Linked DNA regions of Homo sapiens: regions 1, 2 and 3 are each linked to region 4. Evidence: chromatin contacts called from ENCODE Hi-C data. All regions are on one chromosome and are shown on one strand. Each heading gives the region's core, a stretch centred on a gene start or an enhancer-like site at or near the end of the contact. The rest is flanking DNA. Distances are from core to core; before and after follow the strand shown.

Region 1 (3,904 bases), core at 1-2,500, 600 kb after region 4:
ATGAACAGCAGCAGCCAGTGGCGGAGGCCGATGTACTGCTCCCAGAAGAGGAAGGGGTAGCCGTTGGGGTAACTGGACAGCCCCAGGCTCGTATAGTTGCTGCAGATGGTCCTTACTTTTTCAATTGCCTCCACAAAGTCTGAGGTGTCCCGCAAGCCGTTGAGGTAGAAAGGGAACTGGGCATACTCGATGGGCTCTGCTGCCGGGACTGGACAGAGAAGGGCACAGGTTAGGAGCAGCCCAGGGTAGAAGAGCATCACAGTTTCAATGGAAAGAGAGAAGAACTTTGCATGAAAGCTTACTGACTGCTCTTCTACATGATACAAAGAACAAACAATGCTGATCATAGCCTCCAGGCCTTTACGATCTTCCCATTTGGTTTAAAAATGTTTAACTCTGTGATGTGTGTATTTTTTAAGATTTGATTTTAATCTTCCAGCAGTCATTCTTTGTGAGGGGTCTAAAAACTCCAGGCTTACATTTTGGGAACATTTTTTTGTTCCCTTGACACATATGAAAATACCAAGTTCACACAGTTTTATTCAATCACTTGCAAGAGCAAAAGAACTCAAGAGTCATGCTTTCCTGAGAAAAATGCTTAACTTATCCTTTTAGTGCCTGAACAAACTTCAACCTTGTATGCTTCTTTTCTAATGCAATGCTAAGTCTTCAGCAACAGGGGAAGAAATCCTTACACAACAAGCATTTAGTTACTGCCGTTGTGTGTTCCAGACCCTCTGGGGTCATTCAGTTGACTTGCTAAACATGATTTGCCCTATTATAATCTCAACTATAAATTTTCATTAAGACAAGCCTTGGCTGCCTGCCACAGGGCTCTGGGCAGCACTGGATCCGGGGAAGCACTACTCGCTGAGTCTCCAGCCATGTTTGCAAGGGGACCCGTCTTCTTTCTCACATCCTCCCTTGGCCCGGTATCCAAAGCATACGCTACTAATATCTCCACCAGAAATGCAAATGAAATCCACACAGAACCACCTTTCAAACTCTGGGCTGAGAGGTGAAAGGAAGAGGACGCTGTTGTATACAGACTTTTCTGCTCCGGTTTAAACAGCTTTGACACAGTGCAGGTGCTTGGTGGCTTATAGGAATGACCCAATGTGCCAAAAATCCCTTCAACACCAGAGTTGACAAAGTTAAGATAAACATATAATCCCCAGCGATAAAACTCTGCAATAGTAAAATAACACTTAACCTGGAGGCGTCCCCGGTGTTCACAGGGAACAGCTGGCACGTGAGAGCAACGCCTAATGAACGTCTTAGCATTAAAGCTACGAATGGAGACGAGACACTGATTTCCCAATGTGATAGAGTGCGGGGGTTGTATCCCATTACACATCCTCGTCTCCCAGAGTTTTAAACGAGAAGAAATAGATTGTTCTGTTTACACTTCTGAACCCTGGGTAGCGTCAACGGATGAAGGCTGTTGCTGAGTTTGGAGAACCAGGGAAGGCACCTCTGTAAGTTCCCAGACCTCCCGATAAAACGCTACTTACTTCTCAGCCTTGTTTCAGGCATGTAGTCGGCTTTGTCGTGGACCCATTCTGGTCGGTGTGGCCGGATGTTGGCCTGGGAGGCAGCATACGCGACGGGGTCGTTGCTGACCCAAGCCGTCAGGTAGATGTAGAAAGCGCTGGGATTAATGATGCCATCTGCATCCACCAGACGCTGTTTAGTCAACTACAAAAACGGGAAGAACAGAGGCCTTTGAGAATGGGGTTGGGGGTAAACACACTTCTGCCTTGAGAGCACAGAAGCTGAGCTTCGCACAGCATTACAACAAAGAATAGAATGCCTACTGTTGAAAGTGTCGAAAATCCCATCAGAACACCTTTGATTTCTTTCAATGTGCACTTATCGGAGGATGCAATCACTGGCGTGTTTATAACAAACACAGTTCTGCAGATGGCCCAGGAATTGGCTGAACCAATTAAATCTGAATGCTAAAAGACCGTCTGCAGCCAAGGCAGAGAATGAACAATCTGGAGAAACATATTTATAGGAGGGGAAGGGGGAGAAACCTGGCAAGAATCCCCATGCACGTCTGTGTGCAGTTAACCTCTGTTGTTAACACTGAAGGAAATGCCACCCAGTAAATGGAGGAGAGCTATAAAAATAAAACAACATCTGTATAAATTTTGCTAACACTAGCCTCCTATGACCTGTGGATTCAAAAAATGCCCAGCGCCAGAAAGTGCAAGGGACGAGTGCACACCCTCAAGCCTCGCCAGGTGATCTTATTCCCGGAGGTCGTAGTACTCCGCACGCCGCGTCCTCTGCGTGGCCAAATGTGCTCCCTCGGCAGGAGGGCTTGTGGGCTTTGCTGAGGTGGGGAACTCTGTGGGACTCAGTATGTGTTTGTACGTTTTATATACATAGAAAAATTCCGTTTCCTGTTTATTTTAGATTCAGGCCTCATTCCTCGCTTTGGGTCTTTTTTAAACAAAATGAAAAACACCAGTGACAGCGGCTCCTAGAGAAGGAGTGAAGGAAGAAGGAGCAGGGAGAGAGTGAGAGAACTGGATTTCGGGGATCTGGATTCAATTAATCCACAGGATATGTAACAACTGCATGTCCTCAACACATCCCTGGAATCAAACAGCGCAGCCCGTGGCCTCTGTGCATGCAGCACGCCTTTCTCCCTCCCGGGAGGAGGAAATGGTATCTGGGGGTCTGGCCCAATCCCATTTGTCCCACAGTATCCCTGGTCCCTCGCCCAGCCCTGCTGCCTGGGCACTTTCCTGGTGTCTCTGAGGCAGACTCCTCTGCCTGCATCCTTGGGAAACGTGATGGTCTGCTGCCTGCTGCTGTGAGCTCAGAGTTTCACACTCCATAACAACTCTGAACAATGTACTTTGTAAATCTGTCACCTTGAATGCCAGCAAAAAAGGGGAGACAATAAACATAGCTGCTGAGAAGATCATTAGCATGACGGTTTTCTGCCTGAAGGTGAAGCAAGCAAGCTACAAAGAGCCAAGGGAAGAGGCTCCGAGGAAGCTGAGGTAGCCCGGGCCCCGTGCAATTGGAGGAGTCCAAAACACACTCCTGAACACACCTGCAGAACCAAAAGGGGTATGCTGGAATCCAAATGGCAGCAAGAAGATGCAAACACAAGTGGAGAATATGATTCCCAAACAGAAACGGTTATTACTGCAGGAGTGAGCAGAATGGCGCAGCCACTCTGATTCCAAGGGTGCACATTTCCGTTTGCTTCACTCATCACAGAGCGATCTGTCTACTCCTGGGGCCAGGGCCACCCAAAGATCTCAAATGTAACAAATCTTCCCATCCTTCTGTCACCTCTCCAATCTCCTAACCCACCCACCTACCCCAAATTCTGCTCATCCAAATGACTGCTACCCAAGAAATCCATCTTTCCAAGCTTGAATACCATCAAGACCAACAAGGTACCGAGTCCTAGAACTGAAAGAATCACACGCCGCTGCATTTCTAACATTGGAAAGAGCCTGCACTCTCTTGGCTGCACTTTATTCTGACAATTGTTCTGGTGGTAGGAACACGCCTGTCCCATTTGACAGATGAGGAAAGTGAGGTGCACTGGCTGGCCTGAGGTCACACAATTAGCTGGTGGGAGGAGGTGAATTAGAGTCACCCAATATTCTTTCTACCAGCTCCCAGTGCCTTAGGTCTCCAGAGAGCACAGGGTGGGGTCACACGCTGTCAAGCAGCCTCCACCAGGGCAGCGGCCCCGCAGCCCTGGAAGCGCCCTCAGTGCCCAGCAGCTGGAGTACCTGGCTGATGTCGATGGGCTTATCGCGGCTGCCGGTTTGCACCAGGAGTTTGTAGGCAAGGACTCCATCGTCTGATCCATTCTTGTAATTGTTTGGCATGATTTTCCCGGTTTCCCAGTCACTGTCAAATGCAT
Region 2 (4,032 bases), core at 104-2,603, 960 kb after region 4:
AAGCAATATATCCATGGTTTGGGACTATATTGACTACAAAAACAACAAATTAATCCTTCATCTGTTATCAACTCTAGTCTAGTTTTATAGAAATGTCATGTGGTCCCCTAAATGCTGTCATTCAAATAAGACCTTCTTGGGCCAAACAACCAATACATCTTCCTACGTAAGTTTAAATAAAGTCTTTCTGGCTTATGTGAGATCATGAAAGCCTCCTTTTGACACAATAATCCCATGCTCTGTAGTCTGTAAAGTCATTTGGAATTACATGGCAAATGACATTTATAAAGCAACAACTAGCCGGTGGAAGCAACGTTAAATCAGAACATTTTAGTAACTTCAATTTTTATCAAGAGTAGTATGTTTTAGGCTATATTTCTTAAACAAGAAGGCTTGGTCAAGTTTACATTTATTCAGATACCCAAACCATGTCCAGATTATATTTGAACATTTCTTTGAGGGCTCTATGTCCCATTTAATTGCTTTTGACAAGCATGATACCCTCTAAACCTAAATAATGTGTTTCCCCTGAAAACCCCCTCAGCTAAAAACACATTCTACTCCAAGTAAAATGGTTGCATCATCTAAATTCCATTATCTGTAGCATTTTGTAAAAGGCCATGAACTAAGAATGTGCCCTTGTTCTTGATCTCAGGGCGTCTGAAAAAAGACTTGAGCATGAAGCCAGGAGGGGTCTGGCCGCTCGCCCAGGTCTTGATCTCCAGGCTCTCAGCTCACCAAGGTGGGATGCAGCAGCTTGCAACTTCTTGGGGGAAAATAGTTCTTGAGAAATAATTTCAAGGGGTAAACTGGTGATTTTTTGGACAGAGCTTGGGAGAATATCTGGGGCAGAACCGGAAGAAGGGAGAATGTGTGAGAGCTAAAAGGAGGCAACAGCAGGAGCTAAGAACGAGGACAGGGGAGGAAAGAGTGGGCTCAGAGCAGGGGAGGGTGGTGAAGTAACACCAAGAACTCTGAAAACCCTTGTCGCCAACTGTGACTGTCTTCACAAATCCCGACGGTAAAGGCTGCGTGACTCTCCTGGTAACCCTTCTGCCTCGAGGGCCTTTGGCCCTGCCCAACCAATGGTCATGCTGCTGTGTTGGACCCATGAACTGCAAATCCCTTTAGTGAGTGTGTGCAGAGGACTGTGGCAGAAATCCACATGAGAGACTTAGGTACTGCAGTGATCCATCATCTGGGAAGATTAAGTGGCTCTGGTGGCTTCCACGCTACCATCTGACTGTGGTCATCTTGAAAGTTAACTCTTCACTTGTTTTTATCAGTGTGGCTAGCATTGCTTCTGTTCTTAGGTTAAAAATACAACAGGGAAAACCCACTCCACCACCACAAAGCTTAAGCCTGGACGTGGCTAGAGGTTGGTTTTATGAGGTTGTCAGAAATGAATCATCAAGCTACTTGAAGCCAGAGACTCCAGGAAATCTAAACATTTGATAATGCTTGTTTTTGCTTAATTTAGTGAAGCAAGGCCAGAGTCAAACCTGCTGCCATGCACGAGGCAGGCAGATTTTTATAAAAACAGGTTTGTCCTCAAGATTCCCAAACGCCTGTGTCATCAGGCTCTGTCTAGCTCTATTGAAGGCCCACCCTCCTGTAAGAAGCACAGATGCAATTCAAGCCAAGTTCAACTGGATTGAAAGCTCCTTGGGGGTTGTTACTGCGCCTCACACAGCTTTGTGTCCCTCAGAGTAAGCATGTGGGTAAGGTCAGGTTCCCCAGAAACAAATCTGTAAGGTGAGGACAGAGGAGGTAGGAGGTGTTTACTAAGGAAGTGCGCCAGGGAAGGCTGGGCAGGAGTGAGGGAAGCAGGATGATGAGGAGGAGAAGAGCCACACCAGGGGTTATCTCAGGCTGCGACCCGTGGGGTGGCGCCAGCCTGATCTTGCAGGGACCTCAAGAGGATAAGGCACCCGTCAGAGCTTGTCCCAGCTGGCAGCAAAGGACCTGGGCTTTCCTATTCTCCAGGCGTGAAGCCCCTAGGAAATACGACCAATATTTTATCCTGTGGGAATATAATTTGGGTAGGGCTCAAGATTTGGAAAATGATGTATGAGCTGATTGTTTTGCCACCTGCTACACAGGTGTTCAAACATGGCAGAATGTGAGTGAGCTTCTCCACTCCTGGTAATAATCAACGGGGTTCCGAGTGCTGAGTTCCTCCCACATTGCTGCTCTTCAGGGAGTGAGCCTCATGGCCCTGGAGTTCTCCATTAGACTAGTCCGACAAAGCGGGGCATGTTCTAACTATCCAAGAAAACCATGCTCCTTACATATTTAGCTATTATGATTACTTTCCACCACAGCAGTCCTAGCCTCTATGATACAAAGAAATCAGAAAAAAAAAAATAAATTGGATCCAATCTATATTGAATGGCTAAGTTTTTATTAATTCAGTTACCTATGCCACAAATATCTACTGTATGCCTTCTGTGCTCCAGGCAATATGCTCGGGTTTTGGAGACACAGAGCAACAAAATATACAGTTTACAAATGAGTGGACGTTCTTGAAACAAAGGCTGGGAGGGATGGAGGGAGGTGTGAGCCTGGAGGCGTAAGCAGGAGTCCTCCCGGGAGCCTCATGGTGAAACCTGTGCTAATGACCATGCGTTTTCACTGCTCAAATATCGCGGGGGCTCTATGCCTCTTAAAATTTTATCAGTGTCCTAATTTTCTTCCACTGCATCCTAGGAGAACCAAAGACCACAAGATGAAAACATATTCAGACACACCCTTTCCCACTCCAAATCACAATTTTCAGGTCAAGCTCCCCTCAAGGGGATGCATTTCATAGAATTTGGTGATTGTGTTCTTTTAGGTGTATTGTCCACTTTTCCTGGCCTTTTTCTAAATTCTTTTATCTTTTGGGAACATGAGACTCACATAAAATAATAAAGGGTTAGATTATCTTTTTAAATCCGCAATATTTTAGCAATATTTACCTCCTTCTAACTTCAGTTATTGTGCGCAAGCTTTTATTATTGGCATGACATTTTCAAGTTCCTCAATTGACCACATATTGGGATTCATTTTTTGATGTGCAGTATCTTGTAATCCTGAGTACAATCCTTAAAAGGAGAGAGAAGGCCAGGTGCAGTGGCTCACACCTGTAATCCCAGCACTTTGGGAGGCCGAGGTGGGTGGATCACGAGGTCAAGAGATAGAGACCATCCTGGCCATCATGGCAAAACCCCATCTCTACTAAAAATACAAAAATTAGCTGGGCGTGGTAGTGCACGCCTGTAGTCCCAGCTACTCCGGAGGCTGAGGCAGGAGAATCGCTTGAACCCAGGAGGTGGAGGTTGTAGTGAGCCGAGATCAGCCACTGGACTCCAGCCTGGCGACAGAGTGAGACTCTGTCTCAAAAATAAATAAATAAATAAATTAAATTAAATTAAAAATAAAAGGAGAGAGAAACACACTAAGAATGGTGCCGCAGTTCATAATCTCTACTTGGGTTCAGCATTGTAGAAATGTAGGTTCTTTCAGCCTGCCTATCTCTCTAGGATTCAAATTGCCTGATTGAGGTAATGTCGGTTCCTTTTTTTGATGGATTTAAATTTTCTGGTTTACACTAACATCCACCAGATCTCCAAGCCGGTGGCACAGCACAGCCATGTTTCGTCACCACCCCAAGTTCAGGATGTGCTCCCGTGGCCCGCGGGCTTTGAGCTGGAACTCCTGCTTCCCTGGGGAAGCACAGGCACATCAGTGTGCTCGGGGTGTTTGCAGAGAGCTGTCCCCTAGGGACCCCACATGGAGGAGTGGGCTCGGCCCCCTGGGTGGTGTTGGGGCAGGGGAAGGATCACACATGGGCCTCAAGCAAAAGTATGATGGTAAGACTGAATAACCGTCCAGGTTTATCACACTCAGACGTGGAATGTAGTACAATTTCCACAGTCTAAGAGAAATAACCATTTTGTGAAACTCTCTCAATAATTTACACTCTTTAAAAAAAAATCAAAGCTGAAATATTTGATGCCACCATTTAAGAATTTGTGACTTCAAACTGAA
Region 3 (3,986 bases), core at 890-3,389, 690 kb before region 4:
AAAAAAAAATCCACTTTATTAAGGATAACATATTAGCAAATGCTTATGTAGTACTTATGTGTACCAAGCACTGTTCTTAGTTCTTAAGATGTTTATATTAATCTTTTCAACAGCCTGTAAGGTAAGTATTGTTATCCCTATTTTATAGATGAAGAAACTGAGGCACAGAAAAGATATACAATTTGCCCGGTACATAGTTGTACAGCTAGGAAGAGGCAGAACTGGGATTCACACTTAGTAGTCTGGTTCCAGATCCTTGCTTTTAACCACTGGACATTCAAATTAATGTTTTGTCTCTTAGAGATTTTTTTAGACTTTTACAATATTTCCAATTTTTGTCTTTTAACTTCAAAGTTTTTAAAATTCAGTTTTCATTTATATTGTCAAATCCATTAACATTTTCCAAATGGATTCTACTTTAGCGTCATTTAGTTGACCTTCAAGGGTAAAAAATGAAGCACAGATAGGAAGGTAAAGGGTAATGTATGTCATATGCACTTTTGCAAACTCACCAAGAAGTTTCCGATGAACATATGAAGAAAATGTCAGAAGGGCTCATAGTGCTATAAGGCTTCTTATTTCTTCTAAAACACACTGGCCCACCAGCCTCTACTACCAACCTCTAATTGAGGCTCACAGTACCTCTTAACTCTGATATCCAACAATATCCTGGTTTATTTGCTAATGCTTTCTTCCCACCTCAGCCTACTTCATCATTATTAGATATCATTTAATCCTACCCTACTGCTGTGCTAGGTACTTGGCATAGACAGGAACAAAACAGTTTCTGCCCTTGAAGAGTTCCACATCCCCTGCAGCATAACCACACTCTTCCCCTGAACTGTACTCGATCTAGCTCTGGGGCCTGCTCTCTCCTTTCTCAATATATCTTCTAACCTCAAGAAGTCCTCCCCAAATCCTACCCATGGCTTAAGCTCAAGTTTCCCCCCCTCTAGTTTCTTGTTCACTTTAGCTCACAAAATAAAGTCCCCATTAAAAACAAAACGAAACAAACTCCTTTGGCACTTATTGCATACACTAATATGAGTGCTAAAAGGGGAGCTGATACCACCACCTAAGATCATAAATGTAAACGTACAGCATGTCAAGTACTATTTCCCATAGTTCTATTACAGACAAGGACCCACTTTTTTAAAAGTGTTGCACAAAGTCACAATGAATTACAAAAAGCAGAGCTACAGCCCAGGTCTTGCGGTTCCCAGCCATAAAATCTTAAAACTGGCAGAGACCTCAAACGACACCTTAACTAGTGATTTCAGAGTCCTAGCATGTGAAAGTTGTAATGGGGATGGAGGAACTGGGCTTTGGATTAATTTTAAAACAACAAAATCAAGGATTGCTTTGAAAAACATTTGAAGACAAAAATCTTCAAAACATGGGTTGGAAAAGATAACAAAAAAAAGCTCAGGGAGGCTGAGGTGGGAGGATCTCTAGAGTCCGGATGTCGAGGCTACAGTGAGCCGTGACCCACGCCACTGCACTCCAGCCCTGGAGAAAGAGCGAGAGACCGTGTCTCGAAAAAACAAACAACAAAAAAACCCTCAGACCCCAAAACGTCAAGGAATAAAAGTAAAAGGTTGGGCGGACACAACTCCTCCATTTGACAGATGAGCAAACTGAGGCACAGAACTCCAGGAGGCCTGGCCAAGGCCTCCTGGAGGGAACAGGGTCAGTTGACGGAAAAGAGCCAGAGGCTGCACGCTGGACAGCGTTCGGACCTTCCGGGTCGCGCACGTGTAAATTGCCCCCAGGAGCCTGAGGGAGCAAAGCAGCCGCCCCGCCCCGCGGGCAGCGCGTTCAGCGGCCACGTGACACAGCCAGCCCATCACGCGCAAAGGGCAGGGCCTGGAGGACACCACCCCCGCCACTCTCTCAGCCCTCCACTAGGAAAGAAGGAGATGGTATTGGTGGGCGGGCCAGACCCGCCTCCCCCACGGTGGCCACCCCGCGCGAGGCGGGCCCAGCCGCCGCCCTCCAGTGAGGGGACGGACGAGCTCAGCTAGGCCAAGGCGAAAGAGCGACGCGCACTTCAATCAGACGGCTTCACCAATGGGCTTGCGCGCTTTCCGCGGCGCCCGCCCCTGCATCGGCCTCCCGGCGACCGCGCTGCTTTCCCTCAGGCCGCCGCGGCGGCGCCCGCCCGCGCCTCCATCCGGGTCCTGGCGCGGTGCTCTCCCGGCAGCGACGGGCGCGAGGGCCGGGGCATTCCCACGGCCGCGACGGCCCTCTCCGCGAGCGCGAGGTGGGTATGGCGGACGCGGCAGCGAGCGCGGGTCCGTCGCCATTTTATTTCGCGGAGACTCGCGGCAGCGGGTGGGCAGAATGGGAGAGCCGTGCGCCGGCCCGCGCCTGTCCGGCTAACGCGGGCTGGGACTGGTGGGGCGGCCTGCCCCCTCCAGCGGGCGGGTGGCCCCGGGGGGCCGGCGGGCTGCTAGCGGAAGTCGCGGGCGCTCGGGGCACGGGGGAGGGGTGCCGCGTGGCCGCCGCGGGGCCGGCTCCAACCCCCTCCGCTTCCCGCCCAGCTCCTCACCGACAGGGCGGGGGAGGGGGGGTCATTCTTCACATTCCTTACCCCGCCCTTCCCCCCGCTTCAATCAAACTTGGGGCGGGCGGAAGGCCCGCCTTCCGGCCGGCGCCTGTTGGCCGGCGCCGCCTCTGACTGTGGCGTGACTGGTTGTAGGCGCCGCCAGGTGCCTCTGACGTCACTTCCGCTATCAAGTTTGTGGGCCGGGGAGACCTTGGCCTTGGGGGTTGGGATGAAGGAGGGAAGGTAGGAAGTGCGAGGGGCGGGGGGACAGGGCGGGAAGGCGCGGGCGGGGAGGGCGGGAGAGTCGTGGCTGGCTGCATGCCCCTGCTCCCCGCGGCCAAGTGCAGCCTCCCTTCCTGAAGCAGCTGCTGCGGCTGGAGGTCCGCTGCGGCAGCCGTCCTTGGCGAGGGGGAGGGGAACGCGGGAGCGGGAGGAAATCGTATCCCGGGGGACGGGGCTTGGAGATTTGCGACTCGGTGTCACCGGAAACAGCGCTGGCCTTTTGAGTCGACGCTGCAAACTCTTGGAACCGAGTGCCTCTCAGAAGGCTTGCTAATAAACTTCCCGGGCGGGCTCTAGTGTGAGGAATGTGGTAACCTGTATGTCCTTGGCCAGTAATGCCCTTCGGTCTTTCAACTTTTTACAGTAGATTCTGTGTCAGAGGTAATGGTATGTATTCTTCAACTTACCGGTTTTTAAAAAATTGACTAACGAGAGGGCGGGCAGACAGGAAAAAGGCAGGGAAGACAGTGAATGTTAAAATTTTGAGGTAAATCAGGAGACTGGTTGAGTTTTGCTTTTTAACTTCATTGATAATACTGCTTTCTTGGCATACAGTTCCTAAAGTTAAAGCATCATGTGGCATTCCTTTGCATTTATTTCTGTTGGCCTGAAGTATAAGAACATTGAATGTCAAATTCCAAATTTATGTGTAGTTTAGGAAATAATTGTTTATATCCAGAATTCTTTTGGTGTTTGGCGGGGTCTGGTTTTATTTACTGTATATTCGGGAAGTATGTGTAGTTAGGGAAGTAAAAACTTGGAAGTTACTTTGGGTTTTGTGAGAATGTTTGATTCATTATACATATTTGTTAAAAGTTTACTTTGAAACTTCAACTTTGAGAATAGACAAATTTCTTGACGTCCTGTAAATTCAGTGGTATTATATAGCATTTTAAAATTTATCACTTAGGTGCAATTACAGTGTGAGGGGAAAAGTTAACTTTTTTGAATAGTTACATTGCAGTGACAGCAAGAGAGTATTTTTATGTGTAGACAGGCTGTGGGTTCCCCTCACTTAAATTGAAGCTCTGTTGAACTTGAGACACTTAAGAATCTTGCAAGTGTGAAAAGTGGAGTGAAACAAAACCATTTCTAAAACGAAAATGTGTAACTGCGTTCAGTTTTACACAGTGAAGAAATAAGTATTAAACAAGTT
Region 4 (3,853 bases), core at 1,183-3,682:
TGAGGCTGGGCTCGGTGGCTTACACCAGTAATCTCAGCACTGTGGGAGGCCAAGGCGGGCAGATCACCTGAGATCAGGAGTTGGAGACCCGCCTGGCCAACATGGTGAAACCCTGTCTGCTGGGTGTGGTAGCGGGTGCCTGTAGTCCCAGCTACTCAGGAGGCTGAGGCAGGAGAATGGTGTGAACCCGGGAGGCGGAGCTTGCAGTGAGCCAAGATTGCAGCACTGTACTCCAGCCTGGGCGACAGAGCGAGACTCCATTTCAAAAAAAAAGAAGACCTGGAAGTGGAGGTTGCAGTGAGCTGACTGTGCCACTGCACTTCAGCCTGGGCGACAGAGTGAGACTCTGTCTCAAAGCAAAAAGACACAAGAGCTTGTTTTCCCTCTCTGTTCTTTACCATGTGAGGATGCAATGAGAAGGCAGTCATCTGCAAACCAGAAAGAGGGTCTTCAATAAGAACCTGACCGTGCTAGCATACTGATCTCACATTTCCAGCCTCCAGAAGTGTGAGAAATAAATTTCTGTTTATAAGCACCCAGTCTGTGGTACTTTGTTCTAGCAGCCTGAACTAAGGTCATCTTCAAATCTCTGTCGGCACTGTCTTCACATCCCCATGTCCTCTGTCTGCCAAATCTCCCTTTGCCTGCCTCTTACAAGGACATGTGTGATTGCATTTAGGGCCCATGCAGATAATCTAGGATAATCTGACTAACTCAAGATCCTTATTAACTTCATTACATCTGCAAAGACCCATGCTTGCTTTTCTTTTTTTCCCATAGAAGGTAACATTCACAGTTCCAGGAATTAGGATATGAATATCTTTTGGGGAGCTGTTTTTCAGCCTTTCACAGACTCTATTTGTTCCATATGAATCAAGTAAGCATCAAGGCTTACTGCCTCTTATATCTTCTCTCAGCCTATTCCATCCTGGTGTGATCTGAGTTAAGGGCATGGGCTTTGGGGTCAGCTAACCTGTGTTGGAATCTCTTCTGTGCTACTTACTTATTCTAGGTCTTGGGCATATTGCTTAAGTTCTTTATGCTTTTGTTTGCTCATCTGTAAATGACAGGCACTATTATACTCAAGTTTTCTGTAAACTAATTGATAAATAAATTCAGCAGACACTTATTTAGGGCGTCCTATGTACTGAACACTAAATTCTTCGGCTACAGTGATGAACAAATAGAGACAGTCCCTGTCTTCAAGGGGCTTATAGTCTGGTTGGGGAGATAGATAGTTATTAAACAAATATTCTCAAAAATGGAGTACGACAAACTGGTCAGTCCTGTGTGGGAGGAATGCAGGGTTAGAGGAAACACTCCTGGCAGGGCCTTGGGGCAGGTGCCTCTGAGGCAGTGATGTAGAAGCTGAAACCTGAAGGGCAGTGGAACGTGAGCCAGGCCAGGAGTAGGAAGAAGGGCATATTATACAGGAGGACAGGCTGTGATTGGAAGCAACTTGGAACTTTGGAGGACCCGAAAGAAGTGTTCATGGAATTTAGTGACCTATGGGAAGATTGGCGTGAAATGAGATTGGCAGCATCATAAGGGCGTCAGACCAAGCAGGGCCTCATATAAATCTGAGCTTCATTCTGAGCGTATTGGGAAGCCCAGCAGGTTTAAGCAGTGGCAAGGGTGGGGACGGGGTGGGCAGGTCGTGACCTGGCTTATGTTTTGACAAGATTGCTCAGGTTTCTGGTTCTAGAATGAAGCGACAGGAGTAGTGGCAGTGGAATGGTGAGATGAGATGATGTGTGGCCGCAATCCAGGCAGGAGATGAAGGTGGCTTAGACCTGGGTGGAGAGGGTGCTGGTGGGGAAAATTGGAGAGTTCCAAGATATGCTCTGGAGAATGCAGGACTTGAGAGTTTTATATGGGGAGATGATGAGGAAGAGGGAGATGTCAAGGGTGACTCCCGAGTTTCTGGCAGAAGCCGCTGGATGGATGGGTGCTCCATTGACTAATGTGGGGAGGACAGGAAGAGGAGCAGATTAGGAGAAAAGATTCTGAGTTCTCTGTACATGTCAGGTTTAAGAAGCCACTTAGCACAGTGCCTGACACAGAGCACACCATAAATAGTAGATTTTAGTAGCTTCTAATTCTGTCCATTTCAAAGTCATAATTGACCGTTGAGTCAGGAGACTTGGGTTCTAGCTCTGGCTAGTCCATGTTAGATAAATAAACCTCTTAGGGCATCAGTGTCCTCATCTACAAATTGGGGGCAGTCAGATTCGGTGCTTTTTGCGGTTTCTTTCAGCTTCAGTGTGCTGACAATGCTATGAGATTCTTTGGTCTTGACCACCTGGAATCCACTGTGGCCAGCTGGATCTGCTTCAGAGGGGCTGATGAACCAGAACTCTGCATATGGATGGCAGTTTCTGGTGGAAGCTGACGTACGGGGAGCTCTGGCCAAGGCAAATTGTGGCTCTCGAGGAGGCTTCATGACGAAGGGGAAGGATGTGGTTTGAGGGCAGCAGCAGCAGCTGCTGTCACCAAACAAGCATGAAATCCACTGAGCTTCAGATGACATTGCAACTGAGGATGGCTGTTTATTAATTGGCAAATTAATATGATGTGGGGGCATATGGAGAAATGGTGATGGGCAGAAAAGAAGATGAAGAGAGAAACATATACTGGTTCTTTCCTGTGTATTCATCTGTTACTGACACAGAGTCATCATTAGTGCCACAATGAGTATCAGGGATGGGTCATCTCCAGTTGAACTCCCTTAATTTACAGATTAAGCAACCAAGGTCAACAACGACTTCCATGACAACAGAGCCAAGCTGGCACTCAGGTCTCTTCACACCTGGCCTGTGCTTTCCTGCTCCACCAGGCTGCCAGGGGTGGTTCCCATGAGCTGTTTTAGGCCCATTTTTGGAAAAAGAGTCATTTGGTTTCATTTGTCTTAGACTAGATCCCAGAGATGTTATTTACTGTTCCCAACCCCCGATATAAAACCACTGAATGTGCAGGCCCTCTCATCAGCCAGTGCTTGACGAGTAGTACACCTGGTGCAGCCTGGATTCCACAGCCATCCTCCCTGTAACTGCATGGGTCGGGTCCTCCGTGCTTCTGTAGGACCTGCTCTTCTGAAGCACGTTCTGCGAGTGAAGGCTGCACTACGTCTTTCATGAGGCTAGACGGTGCTCTTCTTGTCCTCAGAGTTGTTTGTTGTTTGGTTGGATTTTAAAAACTCAACAACGGCTTTGTTTATGAAAAGCAGCTTACTAGGAAAGTTGCTTCATCCTGTGATCGTGGCTAGTTTGTGAGTGATTAAATTCCCTGGCCTCCTCTTTGGAAGCAATGACCAGTCATTCTGTTGGTTTATTACTATTTCACAACATAGGAAGCAGAGCACACCACCTCTACCTAACAGTTTAACTTGAAACACCTCATCAGAGTATGTGAGTGAGACTTCACATGTGCCTGTTGCATAGTAAAAAGGACGTTTCTTTCAAAGTCACTGGGCTGGCTGAGCAGGACCCCCACAGAAAAACAGTGTTCTTGGGCCTCAGGCATACCTCAGGGCGATGCTCAGGGATGTCTGAGCAATGTCAAGCCTGTTAGATGCATGGCAGGGAGGATCTGGAGCACAGATTGATCTCTCAGATGTGGGGTGAATGGGGAGGTAAATCATCCTTTAAAGGGACTCTTTTTCAAGGCTGAGAAACCATGTCCTGAGAAAAGGGAGGGCTCTGTTTCCAGAGGCCACACGTCTGGTTGACCTCCTTCCAGTCTCCTTGAACATGCTCTGTTCATTACTGAAACAGCGGTTTGCCTGCGACTGGTCCCCACCCTTGAGGATGCTCAGCCAGTTTCCACTGCATCTCCAGGTTCTGCCCCTCCTGCA

What was found. A loop is a pair of places that touch in the nucleus more often than their neighbours do. Pooled maps may share reads with other maps.
Region 1: a loop to region 4 is called in a pooled map, with 5 times the contacts of the local background. The contact joins two enhancer-like sites. A Hi-C loop is called at or near these places in 3 of 37 single-sample maps with no recorded cell type and 8 of 50 pooled maps.
Region 2: a loop to region 4 is called in a map with no recorded cell type, with 11 times the contacts of the local background. The contact joins two enhancer-like sites. A Hi-C loop is called at or near these places in 2 of 37 single-sample maps with no recorded cell type and 2 of 50 pooled maps.
Region 3: a pooled map shows a loop between it and region 4 (24-fold over the local background). The contact joins the promoter of MIRLET7A1HG here to the enhancer-like site in region 4. A Hi-C loop is called at or near these places in 1 of 168 maps with a recorded cell type or tissue (CD8-positive, alpha-beta T cell), 3 of 37 single-sample maps with no recorded cell type and 9 of 50 pooled maps.

Annotation. Positions count from the first base shown.
Region 1 is chr9:95,458,086-95,461,989 of GRCh38, forward strand. It overlaps PTCH1 (patched 1), which reads right to left. Exons shown (of 24, transcript NM_000264.5): 16 at 3,771-3,904; 17 at 1,515-1,698; 18 at 1-208. Among named protein-coding and RNA genes, the nearest start is that of PTCH1, 49 kb to the right of the region's middle. Within about 2 kb of position 1,251, at least 4 of the 41 ENCODE cell types and tissues checked have a DNase peak (open chromatin) inside an H3K27ac peak, as active enhancers do.
Region 2 is chr9:95,821,623-95,825,654 of GRCh38, forward strand. The region is part of intron 2 of ERCC6L2-AS1 (ERCC6L2 antisense RNA 1); the gene reads right to left. Among named protein-coding and RNA genes, the nearest start is that of ERCC6L2, 52 kb to the right of the region's middle. RefSeq lists an enhancer at 1,462-1,671. Within about 2 kb of position 1,354, at least 3 of the 41 ENCODE cell types and tissues checked have a DNase peak (open chromatin) inside an H3K27ac peak, as active enhancers do.
Region 3 is chr9:94,164,119-94,168,104 of GRCh38, forward strand. It overlaps MIRLET7A1HG (miRlet-7a-1/let-7f-1/let-7d cluster host gene), which reads left to right and starts at 2,140. Exons shown (of 5, transcript NR_170278.1): 1 at 2,140-2,263. RefSeq lists an enhancer at 1,505-2,069 and silencers at 1,765-2,564, 2,795-2,864.
Region 4 is chr9:94,858,764-94,862,616 of GRCh38, forward strand. The region is part of intron 5 of AOPEP (aminopeptidase O (putative)); the gene reads left to right. Among named protein-coding and RNA genes, the nearest start is that of MIR2278, 51 kb to the left of the region's middle. RefSeq lists an enhancer at 2,425-2,474. Within about 2 kb of position 2,433, at least 16 of the 41 ENCODE cell types and tissues checked have a DNase peak (open chromatin) inside an H3K27ac peak, as active enhancers do; they include CD8-positive, alpha-beta T cell, where a contact is called at or near this core.